Linked DNA regions of Homo sapiens: region 2 is linked to region 1. The links are chromatin loops, found by intact Hi-C in ENCODE. Cell type or tissue: heart right ventricle. All regions are shown on one strand. Links, peaks and the distances in the headings refer to the core of each region. The heading gives the core; the rest is flanking DNA.

Region 1 (5,386 bases), core at 122-5,121:
GAAAAACCCATGTCCCCTCTCCAAAGGGCCTGTTTCACTATATGTAAAAATTAGGTCATGTATGTTTTCATATTAGACTTTTTGTTAAATAACCTTTTTTTTTTTTTTTTTTGAGTCTCACTCTGTCGCCCAGGCTGGAGTGCAGTGGCGTGATCTCAGCTCACTGCAAGCTCCGCCTCCTGGGCTCATGCCATTCTCCTGCCTCAGCCTCCTGAGTAGCTGGGACTACAGGTGCCCGCCACCACCCTGGCTAATTTTTTGTATTTTTAGTAGAGACAGGTTTTCACCATGTTGGCCAGGATGGTCTCGATCTCTTGACCTTGTGATCCACTCGCCTCAGCCTCCCAAAGTGCTGGGATTACAGGCGTGAGCCACCACGCCCGGCCAATAACCTTTTGTAATAGTCAAAAAATAAAAAATAAATAAAAAGGCAAAGTAAAAATATTGACAGCTATATCTTATAATACCAATGGCAGAGAAGCTTTTTGTTTTTTCCCCTCTTCTTCTTTGGTTCACTTATATTTTCAAAACATAAATTTGTAATAAACATAAATTATATCCTAATATAAAAATATGTAAGTAACATGCAATGTTGTTCATTTTTGTAAATATCTGAAAAATACAGGCATGTTCTGTAAAAAGTGCAGCCCACAATACTTGTAGGTGTCAAACCTTTTAGCATGCCCAAATGCCTGTTCTTTTTTAAATGTCTACAGCAAGCATAGAGCTCTTTTTTTTTTTCATTTTATTAAGAAAACCCAGAAACGCTCAAGAGTTTCGTGGAGGCCATCTATGCGGCATTAATCCATTCAGGTGATATTAATGGCCTTTTCCTGCCAGGAACTCCAGTGGGCACTCAGGAAGCCAGGATTACAGGGCTCTATCCAGTCACCGCATGTCTCGGCATTCGGGAAGCCTATCTCAGTCTCCTCAAATTCTGCACACATAAAACTTCAGAGCCTGGGAGCGACCCATGAAACGCAGGTTTTTAAGGACAAAACAATAGGACAAAAGTGCTGTATATTGTCCTTAAGATGACACATGAATTTAAAATGCATAGTGTTTGGATTATTCATGAGAGCCCCGCAAGAACGATGTCCCAGGGGTTTTTGCCAGGAACATGCCTGAGATTGTAGATAAGAATCAAGCATCTGGGGCTGCCGCACAATGGAAAACTCCAGCACTCCATGGAACTTTTCCATCTGCAGCAGTCGGAGGATTTGCCTGAGAACATACGCGGCATGAAGACACTCTCAGCCCTCAAGGGCACCCAGTCAGCGCTGTTTAAGGACGGTTTTTCTGTTCACAGCATACTTCATGATTACAGCTTCACTCCATTGGATACAACTATGTGAGTATGTGTGTATGAGTGTGTGAGTGTGTGTATGAGGGTGTGTGTGTGGGGGGGTAGGGGAGTGCCATATCCCCCAGCAGCACATTAAGAAATAATCCAATTACAATTTAAATAACCATTGTTTCAACACTTTCTCTAAGTGGTGAATGTATTCTTCAGTCTCTTGGTTGATCTGAACTAATAGAAACCAAGGAAACTGTTATCACATACCAAATCCTCAACTTCTCAACACCAAGTTGCAATTTCCTTAATACTGAAGCACACGTCAGTTCAGTTCTATAAGCTCCCATGGAGCAATGATTTCAATAAACACAATTTCATAAGCATCCCACACGTTCTCAAGTTTAGGCCAATTTTGCTCTTACTCAACTCCATATGACTTTAAAAATGCAGGAATATTAAAACCATTATCAAGGACTCCAAATAGGTCAATGTATTATCTGTGGTTTTAAGAAAGAAACCTAAGAGGAGAGTAATTATTTTGTCACCATTATTTAGCTTAAAATAACTTTTAAATGTATTGTTCCAATTATTAGGCTTCTCCATATAATTTGGAAACCATTAAATGAGTTTCAACTTCTTTGTCCGTATAACTGGGTATATCTGAGCATAGATGCTACAGACATCACGTTGCCATTGGTGCCCATAAGGCTTCGTATGCCCACAGGGCATATAATTAAGATTCACAAAAGCATCTGACTGGCATCCCACTCTACCCCCGACTCAGATCCAAAGTATCCTTTCCCAGGTACTGTCCCCTGTCACCATCCTTGGCCAAATTGAGAATTTATCCCAGGTTGTTGAAATTAATTTTGATTTTGATTCTAGTCAGAGTTTTAAATGATTTTTTAAGAAGTGTGTCAATCTCACCTATAAGATACTAAACAGCATCACTTATTTTTGTCTTAATCTGTCACTATTTTATGAATTATTTTTAAAGAAAATACAGATTACTTCTTAAAGAAAGATCATAAGTGGCACTATAATAGCATTCAATTGATAGAAATTGATGTAGAAGCCTGCATTAATAATTTTTCCTGCTGCTTTCTAAAGTTGGCTTTTAGTTTTCGGTTGAGGTGGGCTTTAATTCAGCATCACCTCATTTGATGATTTATTTACTAATTTATTTCCATCACAAATGGAATCAGAAATGAAGCGAAGGCAAAAAATCTTTGCCACAAATTCATTTATATTTGCATGAGTATCACCAGGCTACCTGCGGATGCAATGAAGCCCTATACCCGTGCCTGAAGTCAGGAGCACAGGACACTGGGAGTCTGTCTCAGCGCAGTAACTGCTACATGGTACGCTCCACATGGTATCCTCTCCACCTGAGCCCTCCTCATCCCTCGCCCCCTCTCCACACCTCACCCTCTCCACACTGTATTATCTCCCACTGCAAGCAACGCAGAGGACACAGAGGTGCAGCTGAAGTGAAGGCAGGCCAGTTCTTTTCCAATTCACTCTTATGAAAATGTGTTAAATCCCGTTAAATGCACCGACCTGAACTGAAATGATGATATCAGTAAATTTGTTGTTGTCATCTGATGCCCACACAGATCTCAGCACATGTTTTGGGAAAGGCTGCAGTGTTCAAGGAGTACTAGAAATGTTCTTTCTGAGTGGACTGGCCATGATAAGCCAAAGAATATTATAGCCGATAGGGATAAATCATGGTTTTCCCACTGCGCGGTTGCCTGGTGGAGATTATTCCAGCCTTTATTTACAGCTACAAAAATAATCCTGCCTCAAGGATTTTAGGAAGCAACCACCTCCTGCCTAAAGAACTACACTGCATTGTTGACTTGCCAGCTAGAAACCAGACATGAGTCGTGCAGGGAAGTTCCCTTTGAACGGCTTGAATTGTTGTCACTAGAGGGTGCTAAATGCCCCTCAAAAAGGCCTTTAGAGAGAATACTAGTGTGCCTAATTCTTGATTTAAATTCCTTGAATTGACATTATTTTACAAAGTGGTCTCATTTTTTACTTGTTAAAATTAAGATCTAACATTTATAATGCAGAAATGGTGTTTTTTTTTGAAAAATTTGGATTGTTCATTATTATAGAACATAAAGAAATACACGTTTTAGGAGCAAACATGAATTACACAGATCTGAATATAAGATTAAAGGCATAAATCTGGGGGGGTGAGATTTGTCCATGGAAATTGTATAATTGTTTTATGCCACTGTTAATGATTTTAAAGCCTGAAAAATTTACCACTTTACAATAATTTTAGATTGTTCAATATGTTCCCAAATGTGAGTTGCATCAAATTCGGTAAATGTAGAGTATGTTTGTTTTCTCTGTACACAATACTGACGTCAGTGCTAGTGCCTGCCTAAACTCAGACACCAGTAGATCCTTTTCCAGAACTAAGTGTTATAGGAGGAATATGGATTATACTGTAATATATCAGATGTGAAAAAAGCCTCACGGTCCCTTCCTTTCTCAAAAAAAACGTGTAGTATTTTGGAATATGCATGGAGTATAGCACTTCTAAAAATGGTACTTTATGTATATATGAAGTAAAATAGGCCTTAAAACTTAATATACAGATTTCCTTGAAAATAATCTTATTATACATTTACACTGACTTTTTGGTCATCCAAACATTATGCACTTAAGCAAAAAGAAATATAACCAATTTTGCAACTTTCCTCTTCCTGCCTTTGCTTCTACTTAAAAATATCTGCAGTATTTCCTTTTCTCGCCGCTTCCACTTTGGTTCATATACCAAGGAATCGTGAGGTCAATGGGTGACAGTTGTTTGTCTGTGTTCACGGCTGTCGGGCGGGGCTGGGTGTGGGTAAGGCTCTGACCGACATCTGAAGAGGCTTCACCCACTGCGGTTTAGGATACATTTTCCTCTCGCTCTGCCAGTAGAACAGGGAGGCTAGTTTTCAATGTGTTCTACAGAAGGATAATTAAGGCAGTGTGTCACCTGCTCGTCTGCTATTTTTAAAAGGAAACAAACATAACCTTTGCATGTGAGAGGCATTGCAAACTAGATGGGAGGAGGCCCGGACCCTGTAACAGTCGTACATTCCGGTCCCAGCTTCGCTGGGGTGCAACTGCAGATAAAAGACGCTGGCTCGACAAAAAGCGCCCCTGGGCTCTGCATTGCCAGCATGCACAATACGAATTGCTAATGATGAGCTGGCTTAGGTAGGAACTGAGGACCCTGAGTGCAGGGCTAACCTCTGCTTCACAGGAGGGGTCCACTGGCGCGCGCTGGAGGCGGGGAGCCTTCGTGATATTTCTCCGAAGGGAAGAGTCCATGCAGCATCCTGATAACAGGGACCTTGGCTTCATCCCCAACTGCTCGGTGACCCCGATGCGTCATTTAATTCATTTGTGCCAATATTCCTTTTTCAATCAACCAGTAACTTTGCAGGTTTGTTCAAAGAAGAAATTAAAATGCATTGGAGATGGAAGGCAGCCATCTTCCCGGAGCCCCAGTGCTGACACTGGGAGGGGAACCCCAGGATTCCCTCATGACTGTGTCAGTGATGGCCCTCAACAAGCACTTACTGAATGAGTGAATGAATGAATGAATGAATGAATGAAGCCGGCCACAGAGCCCAGGAGTATCAGGGGAGAGCAATACTGGCTGTGTCAGTGGCTAGTCCAGGAGAGCCCTTCAAGAGCCCAGAGTTCGACTTGAACTTGGGACTCCCCTGGGATGGGTGAGGTTCTCTCAACAGCAGTTGACAGGAGGGAACTGGGACAGGCCCAGCCAGTTTCATTCAGTCCAGCCAGCTGTGGCTCCTCTTTAGGAATGTGGCCAGGCCCAGCTGTGGCCAAAGCACCAGCCAGTCCCTCAGTTCTGAACAGAACGTGCCCAGCATCAGTGCCTTCATTTGTTTTTAAACTGCCTGCTGACCATCCACAAAGTTAAGATGACAGCTGGGACTTAAGTTGTGAGGAACCAGTGGCTCCCCCATCACTCTCTCTCACACACACGCACATGCACACACACAGAGACACACAGACACACACACATGCACACACACAGAGACACACAAACAC
Region 2 (5,386 bases), core at 159-5,158, 120 kb before region 1:
CCTAATGTACTGCTGACTCTTAGGACAAACTGGCACTGATCAAGAGTGAGGCCACTAAGCCATCACTGATTTCAGACTCTCACCCCTGACTTTCTATGTATGGACAACACTTAATATTTCACAGAACCCAAGTTGCACTGGACCGAAGAAGACCTAAATAGCCATGTAGTCCATGTGCTGCCAAACACCTGGCAAATAGTTGCATGGTTGTTAAATAAGCACACCTCATATCCAGGAACTCCTGGACAAAGGCTGACCATTCCATCTGGACCTCCTCCAACTTCTAAAAAGCTTTCTCTTGAATTTGGCCAATGGGCATCCCTGCTGAGCCCACCTTTAGTCCAGATGTTACCTTTCTGGATGTTCATTCATGCATATAGCTGCAAACGTTTTCCAACAGCTTGATATTGCTAGGCACTGTGCTGGGTCCTGAATCAATGGGTGATAAGGGTAATCCCACTTTCAGCAGAGACACTGACAGCCCCTACTTGACATGGTCCTGGGTTCTCTCATTCCCCTTGTCTCTCCCCACTGAACCTGCACTAACTGTCCTATGTCCCTCTTTAAGTGTAGGCCCAGAATTGATGTTGCAGTCTAATGTATAACAAATAAGTCCTCGTTTGTGACCTGTTTCAGAAAATGCAACCTAAGATTGGGCAGTCATGTCACCTTCCCGTTTAATTTTCTGTCCATATGAGGCAAAATAGCTTAAGATTAAGAAAAAGCTTTTGGAATTAACTAGCCCTGGAACAAGCATTTGTTGCACCTCTTACGCTGCAGAGCTGGGCAAATTGTTCAATCTGTCAAGACATTTTTTTAAGTGTACCGTAGGGGCAGTTGGAAGGAGTAATGAGGCAGTGTGTATACAGCACCTGACCTAGTCATGGCTCATTAAAAGCTGCTATTCTACATCTCATTGCTGTCATCTCCAAAACGCTGAAGTCTTTTCACATGTGCTGCTGCTCCATCAAACTCCCAGATGTTTTGGGGAGGACTGGATGGAGGTCCTAACACCTTCAAGATCTAACCCGTCACCTCAGCCTGTTCTTTGGCATCCTGGATGTGTCACATAACCTATTGTCATCTCAGCCCCATGGCATTTGGAGCTGAGATCAGGATAGCTTCTGTATCCTCATCTGAGTAAAGTATGACCAAGTAAGTTCAAGGGCCGCAGCCTGGGGTTTAATCCTGCGACCTCCCTTCTAGACGAGCATCCATTTTTTAATTAGTACTGTTTGGCTGTGCTTATTCAATGAGTCATGAGTCATAAACTTGTAACATCTCCAGATTGTTTTATGAAGTCATATCAGGATGAAATTCTGCCTACCTACTATTTCTGTATTATCTTCTTTAGGAAACATGCCATGTGGCTACAGAACATGAAAAAACCATTTTTTTTTTCCATAAAGTTTCTACATATAACATGCTTCCTGCAGAAGTTTGTAATTCACATATTCTAGCACTAATTATAATCAGGTAATATTATGACTTTCTCCAACAGAATAATAGTTTAACATTTTTTTGTGAGAAGATAATGATGTTTTACTCAGTAAAATGAGTTTAAAATTACAAGTTAGAAAAGTTTATCTAGTTGTTTCTATATAGCATTAATCTGGGCTGCTTTGTCAAAAATTTATTTTATTTTTGAATCAGGGTGTCACTCTGTCACCCAGGCTAGTGGCGTGATCACAGCTCACTGCAGCCTTGAACTCCTGGGACTGCAGTTGTGCACCACCATGCCCGGCTTTTTGTATTTATTTATTTTTTTGTAGAGACTGGGTACTCTCATGTTGCCCAGGCTGGTCCCGGGCTCAAGCGATCCACCCGCCTCTGTCCTTCAAAGTGTTGGGATTACAGGTGTGAGTCAACAAGATTTCTTTAAACCAAGGTTAAAAGATAAAAAGAAGGCACAGAATTTGGTGTATTTTTGAGTAGTCCAAAGTAATTTTTATTCTCTAATTAGTCACCTCACGACTTTATTTGAATGAATTAATGAGAAGCTAAATAAACTAGCTTTTTAAAAAATATTTTCTTCTCTTTCTCCAGGCAATGGGTCACTTTGGGGCGCTGCAGAACATCTGTGCTTTCCCTGTGCCCCATCACCTTCCCAGCTCCTGAGCTGTAGCCATCTCTGCTGCACCTGCTGTCAGAGGGCAGCTCCTCCGGCTCCTGCTCCTGGGTTGCAGGTGCCACATCTGTGCAGAAGGCTTAGGAGAAGCAGTGAGCCTTCTAACTGCAGCAGTCCTGACAAAGCACTTTGTGAACCCCTCCGGGACATAAGGGCATCAAACTAGGAACAAAAACACAGTCTTGACTGTGATTTGGTGATTTTACCACATACAAGGCCCGAAAGCCAATTGAAGACAAGAAAAGAAGACAAATCTCTTGCCAGCAGGAGTAAGATTGTACAGGAGTCTGAGTATACATCAGGGCAAGCCAAGAGACAGGGACAAACAGAGAGAAAAGGTTCATGCAATTATGAATATGACCTGGAGGGGGCTTTGGAATTAGATTACAACAGTAACAGAGAGTTAATGCCATTTTGAAACAATTTAAGAATTATGTATTTGAAGGAACTCAGTATTATCATGTTATCCAAAATTATCCCAGTTGCTCATAAGACTTGCTAATAACCTGGACTGGGGGTGGAGGGTTGAGGGATCTAATGGAAAACATCTGTTAAAATTGAATATGATAATCATGTCTTGTTTTTATGATCTTGCTCATGAGACAGTCTTGAAGAGAGAACTGAGTGATTATCCAAGTAAATGTGTATTTCTATGAAGAATGTAGGTGTGTCTTGACTTTGCATTCCAAAATAAAAATGACTGATCTTTTCCATTAGCACAGTTTGGGTCAGCCTAACTGCCAGCTTTCATGATTGTATTTATTTATTTTCCCTAAGGAGATACGGGCACTTTGTGGGCCTTCCCAGGCTGCTGCAAAATGATGGATGGTTGGGCTCCGTCTAATCCAAATGACACGGGGTGTCAGGAGCATTGGTAATCGTGTCCTGCCGACTTCAAAGCCCACTGCCAAAACATCCACAGCACAGAGGTTTGGCAACTTCACATAATCATAGCAAAAGGACTGCAACGTGAAAAAAACAGGCCCTGAAACAGCTATGAAAAGGGCCAGTTCAGAAACCTATTCAGCTAAGATGTTTCGGCTAGCGCCTTCGCACGGTCACCTTGTATTTTCACCTTTTGAGTTGCCTTCACCTGGACCAAGGTTGGCAGCATTTGTGATTCAAAGAAAAGATGCCCAGGGAAACTGACTCTAGATTATGGAAATAAACATTGTCTTCAAGGGATAGCCAGCAACATCAGGCTCAGGGCTAGTGAATCCCAAGCCACAGTGCCCAGGTAACTCTGATGTAGCAGGACTAAAGCTGTCTACCTAGTGAGAGCTCCTGAAAGAGAAACCCCGCAGCAAATCTAGACGTTATCCCTTGTTTCTGTAAAGTGAGAAATTGCAGCTATCCATGACGCTTTATTTGCCAGTAATAATACAGTTTGCCTTACGAGTGGTAGCTTGTTCACTGTTCAACAAATGTATTTTAATCATAGCAGGAATTAAGGGTGATTTGTGACCAGGTGCTGAACTAGAATTTCTCAATGACAACCCCAGCTTCATAGGCCTCTTTCCATTCCAGGCATAAATATGGAGGCTCCAATGTGAAACCCGGGGTCCTTCTGTTCCAAAAGGGGCTAGAAATAAAAGACAGGAGGGGAGGCAAGAAGGACCTGGAGAGGCTGACGCCATTTGGGTGCCAAACATCCTATTTCCTTGGCTCTCCCTTGCACAAGTTCCTGGACAAAGTAAATTATAACACAAAATCCACAACATTCAGCACATGTTTTCATTAAGCAACTTTAGTCACTAAAAAAAGTGCAAATGCAGACTCCTGTATAAATCTGATTTGCCATGCTAGGCCAAGCTTATTTTATTACATACATTCTGCATTCTAAGAACTAATAACTTCATATTGTAAACATTAAGCATACAGAGTTAAAATTCAAGGCCACATTATATCGATTGTCTCTTTTGTCGTGTGTCTTTGGCTGGCCGAGATCAACTCGTAGTGTATAAATGCATAAGTTATATAATTATTATATAAAAAGGGGGAAAAACATTGACTTGTATACTTCATTCTGACAAACGCACAGCGTTCGCGACTCAAAGGAAAACTGGAGGCCGCCTACCCAAAATGCCTGCGTGATTTCTGATTGTGGCAGCCAAGAAGGCCATCTCTTACCTGACCCTGTGGAGAACAAAGCCCCCACATAATGATGAGGTCCTGAATGTTTCTCTTAAATATCAGACAATTCCAGTTAAAATTTTCATTTGACAAACAAAGAAAGAGATGCGCATTTTTGTTTCTGAATTCTACTACTTCCCCTTTCTCCATTACGCTGTGTCCTTTCTCCTAACACTGGGTTTGGTATAACACTGACTGCATGAACCCTCGAGTCTCCATAACTCATTGTACACAGTCCCCAAATGTCCTGAGTCCAGTCTTCATTGCTTGAGAAGTTTCTTTCCCAGCCCTGGTCTCCTCCTTCTCTGCCTCTTCCTCCTCCTTCTTCACCCCTCTGTCTACAATCACACGCTCACTCTATACACATCCTCAGTCCCACCTTTTAGTTCATAGTCCCGGTAATACTGTAAAGGAGTTGGAAACTTTGGGTCATCTTCACAGTTTGAGAAAGCTGACAGCTGTCCATCAAACGGAATGTATTTGATTTCAACCAAAACAGCACATGCCATGCAGTTGCATATCAACGTCTGTTGATGGGCCACAGTCTCTCTCGTGTCTTTTCTCTTGTTTTTGATATGTTTCTATTTTTAAATACAGGTAGTTTTCCTTAAAATGGCATTATAAACGGTATGTTAGGTCAAAACTGTGTTGTTTCTATTGCTTTAGTTTCATCCCAGTTTGCATTAGTGGGATTCCAAACTCTACTCTAAAGTTTATACATTTCTTAAGACCACTTTCTTTGGCACTTTGTCCTTAAGACTTCATGCTTCTACATACACTGTCTTTTACAAGGTCAGTCCACAGATGATATGTCCATATTCGTGACATTTTTAGCATCCTCCTCATTTCTGTAGTAAGACTTCAGTAACTCCCTCCCAAGAGTCTTTGGATCTCTTCCCCGGCTTCCTTCCCCAGCCCCAGTAAAGCTTTTTTCATTCCTCTTGAGGCACTTTTGATTCATGTTCTCCGATAGAGTTTGTGGCGATGGGCTGGTGAATGCACGCTGATGGGAAAAGCCTCCGCCAGGTCTTTAGTAGTAAGTGCCCAGATGAGAAGGCATATGGCTGGTGGGGAGCCTAGTGTTGGGGTATATACCCCCAGTTGGTGAATTCCAGTATGGGTTTG

The links. Peaks named below come from ENCODE experiments on the same cell type or tissue, not always from the same donor. Only the 100,000 strongest peaks of a DNase experiment are listed, where the experiment ranks them.
Region 2: a loop joins it to region 1, with 2.4 times the contacts of the local background. A loop is called at or near these places in 12 of 110 quality-filtered maps.

What each region holds. Positions count from the first base shown.
Region 1 is chr21:38,502,639-38,508,024 of GRCh38, forward strand. It overlaps LOC105372802 (a long non-coding RNA gene), which reads left to right and starts at 1,180. Exons shown (of 4, transcript XR_937712.3): 1 at 1,180-1,351. It also overlaps a transcript of ERG not described here and the pseudogene SNRPGP13. RefSeq lists an enhancer at 4,439-4,939. In heart right ventricle, for the core only: a CTCF peak has its summit at 3,236 (motif pointing right); a DNase peak (open chromatin) is centred at 3,174; H3K4me3 peaks cover 2,746 bases; H3K27ac peaks cover 2,341 bases.
Region 2 is chr21:38,378,112-38,383,497 of GRCh38, forward strand. ERG (ETS transcription factor ERG) reads right to left here. Exons shown (of 10, transcript NM_182918.4): 10 at 1,925-5,386. The coding sequence ends at 5,292. Among named protein-coding and RNA genes, the nearest start is that of LINC01423, 35 kb to the left of the region's middle. In heart right ventricle, for the core only: a CTCF peak has its summit at 2,488; no DNase peak of the experiment used is centred there.